Linked DNA regions of Homo sapiens: region 2 is linked to region 1. A link is a loop called in an ENCODE intact Hi-C map of the cell type or tissue named here. Cell type or tissue: GM12878. All regions are shown on one strand. Links, peaks and the distances in the headings refer to the core of each region. The heading gives the core; the rest is flanking DNA. Region 1 overlaps CPED1 (cadherin like and PC-esterase domain containing 1). Region 2 overlaps CPED1 (cadherin like and PC-esterase domain containing 1).

What was found. A loop is a pair of places that touch in the nucleus more often than their neighbours do. Peaks named below come from ENCODE experiments on the same cell type or tissue, not always from the same donor. Only the 100,000 strongest peaks of a DNase experiment are listed, where the experiment ranks them.
Region 2: it touches region 1 in a loop (5-fold over the local background); 2 of 110 quality-filtered maps call a loop at or near these places.

Annotation. Positions count from the first base shown.
Region 1 is chr7:121,276,949-121,282,336 of GRCh38, reverse strand. All of the region lies in intron 22 of CPED1 (cadherin like and PC-esterase domain containing 1), which reads right to left. Among named protein-coding and RNA genes, the nearest start is that of WNT16, 49 kb to the left of the region's middle. In GM12878, for the core only: no CTCF peak of the experiment used is centred there; a DNase peak (open chromatin) is centred at 3,416; H3K27ac peaks cover 1,593 bases.
Region 2 is chr7:121,178,261-121,183,571 of GRCh38, reverse strand. The region is part of intron 16 of CPED1 (cadherin like and PC-esterase domain containing 1); the gene reads right to left. It overlaps LOC124901735 (a long non-coding RNA gene), which reads left to right. Exons shown (of 3, transcript XR_007060494.1): 3 at 2,908-5,311. Among named protein-coding and RNA genes, the nearest start is that of WNT16, 150 kb to the left of the region's middle. RefSeq lists enhancers at 2,823-3,052, 4,422-4,581. In GM12878, for the core only: no CTCF peak of the experiment used is centred there; a DNase peak (open chromatin) is centred at 2,921; H3K27ac peaks cover 1,019 bases.

The sequences.
Region 1 (5,388 bases), core at 324-5,323:
GCTGCTTGCAATACACGTTAGGTTACCTTTGAAGCATAATAATAATAGTAAACAACAAAATGAGCCATTAGAAAACATCAGTGAAAGATTTAGGCCTTGACACAGAGACAAAAGGCCTCAGATGTTTGTATACCATGGTTACCTTAATCAGAAACAAATTCTAATGGCTTGATACATCAAATGCTTCTCTAAATTTGGGTGCAGATGACTTGACCACTGAAAAAGAGACAGGTATATCTAAGAGGAAAGGAGCTACTACATGTGGTTAATAATACATACATGTGTGATTTGGCAAATGTTTGTAATATGTTAAATATGAGTGTTAAAGGACAATTTTTATTTTGCCACTTTGAAGTAACTCCTCTTTACTTTTGTGTTTATTTTCTTTTTGTGAATTTGCTACATTGAAGTACGTTTTAAAGTAGGAAGAGATAGTGAAGGACAATTTATCTCCATGCTGCATGACAATCTGTTTGATCAGCATTGTTCCATAAGTCTTATAAGAAAAATGGTTTTTCTCACAGCAATGTTCACATTTGATTAAGTTACATGTAAGACTTTCAAGACTTTCAAGTAAAAATTACAGTGTTTCAAAGACAAATATTTTAAATATACTGACTATAGAAATTTAGGAAAACAATTTTGGAGCTAAATGGAGTTTTATAAGTATAAGATCTTATAGGCTATTAAATGATCACACTTTTCTGTGACTCAGTGTAGCAAGAATTGAAATTCTGTGCTTTGGGTTGTAGACATAACATTTACTTTTTTATAGTTTCCTTATATGGTAAGGGATCTGCCAGTTTATAATTATAGATCTTTCCACATCTCTACACCATTAAAAACGTGGGTACAGAGACATTTTAGAAGGCATACAAATGGTCACAATTCAACTTGACTGGATTTGGCCTATGGGAATTATAAGACTTCCCAAACGAACAAAAAATTGTTTGAATTATGAAACCAAACTTAACATTGCAACTTTCACTATTAAATGTAGGTAATTTCAACACTCAAAATTGATTTCACATAAACCATCATCAGAACGTGTGTATTGCCATATCAATTAACTGCTGATTCTAAAAATAACTTTGAATTTCCAAAAAGCCAGTACAAAAGGGAAGTCTTGGTGAACTGGAAAGGTGTCAGGCAGATTACAAACAAATACCTTTCTTAAGATTGATCTTGACCTGAATAACCCACAAAGAACTTCTGATGTGGTTCCAGATCCACAGAATAAAATAGAAAACAATTTTTATGGTGCAAGTGTTCCAAAATTGTCCTATACTGGATTAGAGGATGCTCTGATTACAAATATGTTTCATCATGGATGGGGTCTGAAGAGGAGACAGGGTAATGGCTTTCTGAGGCTGGAAAACATGAGATTGGCCAGGCAAATGTGTTAGTCTTAAGACAAATGTATACTGTTGAAGTACTTTTTGTTGGATGTAGTCATTCTGCAGATGGCATTCAATCCAAGATCCAGTCACCAAATTATGACCAGCTGAAAAAGTAGCCTAAGAATTCACAAAAGTGGAATAAAAATAACGTGACAAACAATAGCTAGAAGTTAGTCCTTATAACTCATAATTTCACTTCAGGACATCATGCAATTTTGACAGATAATAGGGAATTCTTTCATTTCATCCCTTTGCCCCCAAATATTTAATTATGGCCACATGAAATAAACTGTGTTTTGATTGAAGGGAATCCAACTTCTGAATCTGTCAAAGATGCTGGGGATTAGGGGGCAAGACTAAAACTTTCTTTAGGAATGAGTTTTGTTTTGTTTTGGTGTTTCCAGATTTGCAGTCAGCATATTGTCTGTCCCCCACCCTTCCTCTAATCCCCAGCCCTTCTTACTCTGACAGCTGAGGCTTTGTAACTCCTGCCCTTGGACAACGCTGAGCGTTGGCTCTGGGAACAAATTCTGCTCTGAGGTGCGGAGACTGATTGTAAGGAGCTCCAGACCAGAAGTTTACCAGTTTAATATTAAACTGTTGGTTCTATCTTACAGTCTCATGCAGTTCCCCAGACACTAAATTCCCCTGTCTTAAACTCAATTTCCCAAGTGGCTGAATATCTATGTTGCTGAGTTTTTACACTATTGGAATGACCTGTACTAGTCTTAGCATAAGCTAATTCCTCTTTTGCTCTATTTAGATGTGCATCTTGGGTCTTGGAATCTATTGGACGTTAACACACAGGTATTTGTTTCTATCTAACGCTCTTGAACTTAAATATTTTATTTAAGATTAAGGCACTAAATGTTACACAATTTGTGTGGGGACTAACATTTCCAACTGATGACTTCACTGTATTAATTTGCTCAGCACCACTCTGGCCTTTTCAAAGAAGATCTTCCGGTGGGTCATTCAGTTTCATGTCAGAAGAGCTCTCCAGCCTCCTGTCTGAGGGACCCTCTGCCTGACTGTGGAATGCTAGGAGGTCTAGGGAAAAGTTCAGGGCTCCTCCCTTCACACGCCAACTTTACCTTCATCTTTCTGTTTTCAGCCTCTAGATTAATTTATTCTTTACTATACTTGTGTTTCTGAGTCCAGACTTTCTGCAGTTCCATTTTAAAAGATATTGTATGTGATGATATAGATTCCCAACTGTATGGGCTGGGGTAAGGAACTCAGGGGTCTACCAATTTTGCACATAGACTTCTAGCCAATTGTTTTCTGACCTGTGTCTCAGCCTTATCTTTTTCAGCATAGGATCTGAACAGCAAGTATGCCTCACTCACAGCTAGTATTTCTCTTCTCTCGGCACTTTCAGTTGTACCTTATTTTGCCTGCTAAGTCAAACTTCATAGAATGAATTCAAATGAATTCAGATTTCTTGTCTGTTATGAGTTATTCTGTTTTTTCTTTGTGGCGGGGGGTGGGGAGTGAGTGAGTAGCTTTATGTCTTTAAAGTATTTTTCTTGGGGTTTCAAGTGGAAGGGAAGATAAATGCTTGTGGTCAATCTGCCTCATTTAGTCTGTACTTCATGCATGATTTTTTAGACCTTATCCTTATGCCAATTTTCTCAAAGTGTGTTTAGTGGGGTGTTAATAGTTGTGATAAAAAAAATAAGGAAAAGTCATTCTGTGGTCAAAAATGCTGGGGAAAAACTGGGTCACACTAAGCTAACCAGCTTCTTTAGTGTAAGAACTTTTGGGATTATTTAATATACTAATATTATTATCTGAGAACCCATAAGGTGGAGGTGTATTCAGTATTTCTCAAAAAACAAAACCTGTTTTCACCAAATTAGAACATTAAACCTTAATGTAGGAAATGGTAATCAAAATAGTTCAAACTCTGGCTTAGCTTGGTTCTTAAAGGCTAGTAATAAACTCCCTGACATGGGGGTTTATTGCAAAGAACATGAAGGAGTTTATGAGTCAGCATCTCTTTTTTAGTCACACTGACATTCTAGGTTTCAGTATTGAAAAGGCTGGGTAGTATAGCTGCCTTATGGAGTCATAATAGTAGTTCAACATAAGTTACTTTCACTGTTTGTTGACCCTCCATTTAATTATCCTTCTTAAGAGAGAGACCTTGATTTAATTGGTGTTACAACCATTCAATATAGGGTACTCCCTTTGAAACAGGATTTTGTATCAAGTCATCTCAGAAAAGGCTGGGCTCCCTCATGACCAGTGAATTTATTCTCACTGGGCACTGATCTCTAATCTAATCAGCTAGTAGCAGAGGATAGAATTCACTTACAGATGATTGAATGAGCACTAATCATTTTACACAGAAAGAACTGTTTGAAACTACATTTCTAAAAAAGGAGTGTAGGAATCTGTGACTCATCTTCAGCACAGGGTCATTGAAAGATTTTTAAATGACAACACCGAATGTGAAGTATAGGAACATTCTCCTGGTGGGGGGTAAGAAGTACGGATTCAAGTAGTTGACACTGGAGGCTCTGAGATAAAAATATTGCAATAGCTGAGGGCAAAGAAATGATAGAGAAGGAGAGACCCTCCTCCCCACCTTGTTCATTTGCCACCCCACACACTATTTACCTGAATCCTCAACCTGCTCCTCAGGGGCCTTTCTCCAACTGTCCTTCTTTGTCCTGTATTTTTATTCTGTCTCTTGGTATTGATTATTTCCTCTCTGTTTAAAAACATGCCAAAGTCTTTCCTCCTTTAAATCCAATATTTTTACCCTTTTCTTATTTTTATTTGTTGAAAGCTATTATGAGCCCCCTTTCTCACTTCCTATACCTCTTCAACTATTCTAGTCTAATTCTTGCCCCGACATTTTACCAAAACCACTCTTAAGATGATCAGAAAGGACTCCCCTGCTTCATGCCAAAAACATTATTTTGGAATCCTCACCTTAATAGATCTATCTATTACATTTGACAACACTGACCCTGTCTCCATCTCTCCTTTTCACAAATGGTTACTCTGTGGCTTTCCATGGCTTCACCTTCTACTTGAGTTTTCCCGCTATTAGTTTATGCTCTAAGTTCAAATGCTCCTATTTCTCCAGACTTTGCTTAAATATTGGTGTTTCCAGGAGTTTCTTTCTCAGCCACTCTACTCACTTTCTCTGGATGACGTATTTTCTTTTCTTTTTGGAAGTTAAAAACGTAACCTGCATGACCTCACACATACAGTGGGCACAGGGCAAAGACTTATTTAATTCGCTCAGGGGGAACAGCAGGAGGCAAAGCCGTCTCAGAGGAGGATTCAGGGCTAAGTGCCTACAGCCCTTGAGAGATCGCACAGTGGATTAAGATGGGAAAGAAGAGGTGGGTTGTCGATGACGTGTAGGCAATGCAGCCGTCACCACCTGCCATCTTCTCTGCCACACAGAATACACTTGCACCTCTACCAAAACTCTGCAGTTCACGCAGGATGTCAATGAGTCTGGGCTCTGTGGATGATCTATTTTCATGGTTTCAACTACAACCTATTTTCTGATGACTCCCTGTGCCATCTCTCATCCCTACCAGTCCCTCCAGTGTCATATTTGTATATCCAACTGCCCATTGGAGATCTCCACCTGGATGTCCTACAGGCAACTCAAATACAACATGTTCAAAATTGAACTCATCATCTTTTCCTAATAAGGTGACTTTTCAGTCATTCTTTGTCTCAATTGCCAGTTTCTCTCCCTAATCCATCACTCAAGTTAGGAGTCATCTTTGATTCTTCCCACTCCTGCATGCCACAAATAAGATCTATAGATATCATTTTTTAAAACCAGGCTTGCTTTTGTCCACTTCTCTCTTATACTTACACTTCTCTTTTATACTCTCTGTCCTGGTTTGGGTGGAACTTTACAATCTCTCACCTGACTTCTAGAAAAAAAAAATCTCCTAACTTCTCTAACTTGTTCTTCTTCAAATCTTCCTTGCTCACTGTTATTAGTCTT
Region 2 (5,311 bases), core at 312-5,311, 99 kb after region 1:
TACCTGGTCTATTAGATCTGTGAGAGAACATGGAAACAAAATCTGTACCTTAAGGAATTTACAGAAGACTGTCAGTCATCTAAAATACTCTGTGGACATCTGGAATTTCTGAGAGCATATACTGTCCTCCTCTCTTTCTTTGGGATACCCTTGAGGTCAAGGGTCCTTTATATTCTCAAACCTATGTTCAAGTTAATATTAAACAAATATCTCTTGGCTGACAACTGTCACCAACTCTAGATTTCAAATGTTTTGAAAACTTTGAAGCAAATATTACTTAAAATTTGAATTTTTATTGCCATATGTCATTTTATTTCCTGGTGACAGTTGTGAAAAAGGATTTCTAAACTGAGTGGAAGCTTTACATCTTCAGGGATAAAGCCCATTGGGTTGTCATAAGCCCAATGATTTCTAGGCTCAAAGAGTTTAGATAAGCACTCAGCACTTGGGGAAAGCTTGTAGGTTCTACAGCACATAATTACTATGAATTATCTAACTATTAATAACTGCAGTTTCTTGGATGATTCATACATTTTTGCAAGGCTTTGTAAACAAAACTGAGTTTTTTTTTTCTTTGAAAAGACAAAGATAGGAACTCAGGATAATAAATAGGAATAAGTTTTTGAAGAAAAAAATGCTAGCATAAAGGGGAGTGAGGAAAAAAAGGAGGAAACTAATATTTCAGACACCTTCCATGTACCAGGCACAGTGGTCCTCAAGCTACATAGAAGCTTGTCTTATCTAATTAATGTTCGCAATGACACAGTGAAGTAGGCAGTATGATCTCCATCACAGAGACAAGGTAAGCAACTTGCCCAAAGTAATCCCAATAGCAAGCGGAGGACTAGAATCTAAACCCAGACTGGGTAGCTGACTATAGAACTTACAATCTGACCAGCATTATTCCTCTGTGGCATGTCATTTCAAGCTACACTGAACATCAGTTAAAATAGAAGTCTCAGCCTTAGAAACATAATGACATTCAATAACTACAGAACAAATAATAACAAGGAGAAATGAAAAGGGGATAGGAGGGAGAGAAAAAGGGAGGGAGGAAGAGAGGGAGGCAAAGAAGGAGGAAAGAAAGGAAGAAATAAAGAAAGAAAGGGAAGAAAAGAAGGAAGGAAGGGAAGGAATGAAAGGAAGGAAGGCAGGCAGGCAGGTTGCTGAAATGCCACATCACTCCTACTATTACCAGTTACTGTCTCTATTAAGTGAACTTCTTTAATTTTGCTAAGAGCTAGTCTGTTTTTAATGCAGTAAAAAATACCTTAACATGGTCTACTAACTCTTCTGGCACAATTTCTATGAATTTTATATGTATTTTTTTCTGGAAATGTAACATCATTAAAACTAAAAAAAAAAAAAAAAGCTCTCATCGAATTGAAGTATTTAGCACGGGCTGACATATTCTAATGTTACCATAGCTTTTATAGTGGTTTTTATTGATTCTTATTGTCTAAAATAACAGAAATATGCAACATGTTAGAAGGGTTTGGGGCACAAAAAGTTTTATGAGGGAAGTAAGCTTGTGTGACAGCTGATATAGACACAAATGTCCCCCTAGTTTCCCAGGTTCATTTTGGAATAAACGTGACTTTTAAATTTCCAGGTACTAGTTTCCTCTAAGAATATCTAACTCAGAACCATATTAAAAGTTGTAAGACTACAATATGCCCAATTAATATGCATCTAATATTCCTTGATTTAGAGTTATCTGACAATAATATGCCAGCCTTGCCAGGAACTAGGTGTGTGACCTGTGGAAAGTCACTCAACCACTCTGTGTTGTTTTATTTTTCTTATTTGTAAAAGGAACTTAATAATTGAACCTTTCTCATACTTATGGATGATATAGGTTTTAACAATTTTACTAAAGGTTGACTAAAATGTTAGAAATCTATTCATGCAAACAACAATATTTGCAAACTTTTAATATTAGTCAAGGTGATATTTTGGTTAAGAAATGATGACCATCTCTTAGAAAATTAAAGAGGAATTTTTATGGTATCTTGCTGACATATAAATTTTTTAAACATCTTTAAAAATCAATAACGTATTTATGTACAGATCACAGCAATATTTTTTGAGAAATGTATTTCAAACAAATATCTTTAATTCCATCCAAAAAACAATTGAGATTCTAATATGATTTAATTTTCCTGGGGACAGTCATTCTTTACCAACTGATAAGTAAATATTTCAAAATTTTAGCTACTGGAAACTTCAAGTTACAGGGTATTTTTTGTATTGTTCCCTCTGCGTGGAATATTCTTTATTCTTAGATGGTGAGTGAAATGCTTGTAAACCTTACAGACTGTCTGAAGAATATACTTGCATGTCAAGCAAACTGGGGAAACCATTCACCTTTTACAAATATATAAAACAAGCTCAGCTGAACACCATTGTTTCTCCTGCAGTATGATCATCTCTCACACAAAAACACAATAAATCCATTTAAGAATCATCACACTTCATCTCATACAGTTTCCTTGAGTACAGTAGAACCCTTACTGTTGACTATTTCTTGAACATGATGGAAAAATTATAGTTTAAAATATTATTTTGTGAAAAAGCCTCAAGTCCATTTAGAGATGAAATGAAGCCCAAATCAAATGTCATACAGTCACAGTTTCAACCCTGGCTGACCACCCTGATCCGATCCTGTCAGAGAATGCTAAGACATGTCCCAGCTAATCATCACATTAGTCCTAAAAGTAACTAAGAACATTACTTTTAGTTTTAAAAGTAACCACCTTCCATGTCTCAGGCTACGCTGGAAGTATTGGAGGTGAGGTATTAATTTTAAAGCCTATAGGTAGATCATCTAAAAATCATGTTCTGTTCCTGTCATAAAGGGTGCATTTAAGTCTCTTCCTGTTCTCTCTTCTCTTCTCCATTGTGTAGCAAAGAAAAATTGATGGAGCATGAAAATCTCGGGCTAATAATAGTATATGAAAGAAGAACAGAAAGTGTGTGCCAAGGTGTGACCCACTGAGAGAACCCTGGAGACAAGAGTGTACAGATAATGTATCACGTAATTCTAGATTTTGTCATGAATTCCATGATGTATTAAAATAATTATTTCAGGATATTATTGTCCCATTGGCTTCAAAGGATAATGCAGAAAAACTAAGAGCCTCAGAATTTTTTTAAAGAAAATCAAATTAGCTACCACATTAAAAGTCTATTTTTATTTCATTGTTGATATTTTCCAAGAAAAAATATATTTCTAAAATCTTCGGAATCCATTTGTGTGTTACCTTTTAAAACATAGGAAAAAGGTAAAATAGGCCATCAGCTGAAAACACTTGTCTCTCCTGCAGTGCGATAATCTACTCACATGAAAATATAATGAGTCACTTTAAGAATCATCACACACATCTCTTGCAGTTTGCCCAAGTGTTGGGAATTTGTCAGGAAGAAAGCTACCTATCATCTGGTCTTTGGGACCACCATGTGATACTATTCCAAGATTCTGAAAATCCAAGCAATCTCATTCACTGAGAGAATAGTCAAATGATGTGTACTTTGTGAAAGTCATACAATAAAAAGAAAAACATAACAGTAAATCAGTTTTATACTTTAAATGTGAAATTTTAGATCCCAGTGTGTATCACAGAACACAGTGCAATCATTGTTAGTTTCATTTTTTTCCCTTAAAAAACTGCAAGGTATTATAAATTGTGAATAATTTAAAACATTAAATGGTTACTAACAAAACTTCAGACTATCAAAGCAATATAATTTATTTGTCTTTGTCTTATACTAATTAAAATGTACTACTTCCCTTACTACTTTGGGGCAAGGCTAAGGAACAATGACCTTTAATACATGTTGACTAAGAAGCTAACTATAAACTGTTATGTTGGGTTTATAAGTCATTACCATTGAGCTGTTATTCATCCTAAATCTTAAACATTTGAACACATTTCAATTCATGTAAACAATAGAAAATCAAATGAGAATATGAACAAAATAAAGTGATTTTCATAATTAAAGGCTTAAAGGTATAGACACATGAAAAAAACTTCTGTTTCTGCTTAGAAGAATATGCCAGAAACGTTCCATTCTGCACACTATTGTGATAGTACTTCAGCAAGGTCTGGGGAATAAATTTATCTTCAGAATAATCCTCCCTACCCTTTAAATTTATTACATGTATACACTAGGATATAAAGGTCTATGTTAAGTTGGATACTTCCTGACATGCTTTGCTTGACTTACTCCAACCATCACTCTGTATTTCATTCAGTGCCAAACTTCTTACAGAGTATATCTATATCCACAGCTACTAATTCCACAGCTATTAATTTCTTAGGCTTGCAGCCTAGCGTCTGCCCTCACCATTCTAGGGGAACAGTTCATCTTAAGGTCTCTAACCTTCTAAATGACTAGGCCAACAGGTTGGCTCATAGTCCTAACACCCATACCCCATCATTTTCCTTCAGGGCCTGACTTCACTGATCACTCCATTTTGAAACATCTTTCACTTTTGGTTTCCAAAACACGGTACAGCTTTGTTCTCCTCCCATATCTCTGACCTTGTTTTTCTGCTGTATGTGCTGGCTCCAAACTTTCTCCTACCTTCTAAATATAGATTGTCTCCTTGGACCTCTTTGCTGCATCCTGTTCTTTAGGTAGTCTCACCTGGCTTCACAAAGTTATCACATTTATACCATTGACACCTGCATCTCCAATCCCGGTCTCAACATTCCCCTTCAGGTTTCAATTTAGTTGCCTGACAACCCTGCTACATGACCTACCTGTACCTTAAAAATTCAACTTGTCCTGCGAACATTAGCATATTCTCTACAAGGTCAGCTCTTCTTGCTTTCCCTGTGTATTTTTGGAGGCACCATTCACCCTCAGTCATCTAAGTTCAAATGCTTCCATCATGATTGACTGCTTTGGTTCTGTCACTCCTGGCATTCCATTCCTCCAATTTTAATTTGGGACACATGTACTTTGCCATTGTAGTGTAGGCTGTCACATCTTGCACAGTCCTTACCACCTGTCTGCACAACTTTTTTGTCCACGTTTAAGATTCATATGATTCATCGTCAATTGTACTTGAAGTGGATCTTTCTCATCAAGCTGTCCCCCATTCCCTGTTTACCTCTACATTACAGCACAGAGTTAATGCCCTTCACCATAACAACAACAAGAACAACAACAAAAATACGCATGTGTATAATAGGTGCAAGTTTCAAAGACCACAAACTTGGTGTGTAAAATGTAACTTTCTTTCTCTGAAAAGAAATTTAATTTCTAGTTAAATACCCATTCCTCAAGGAAGTCAGGATGGGCA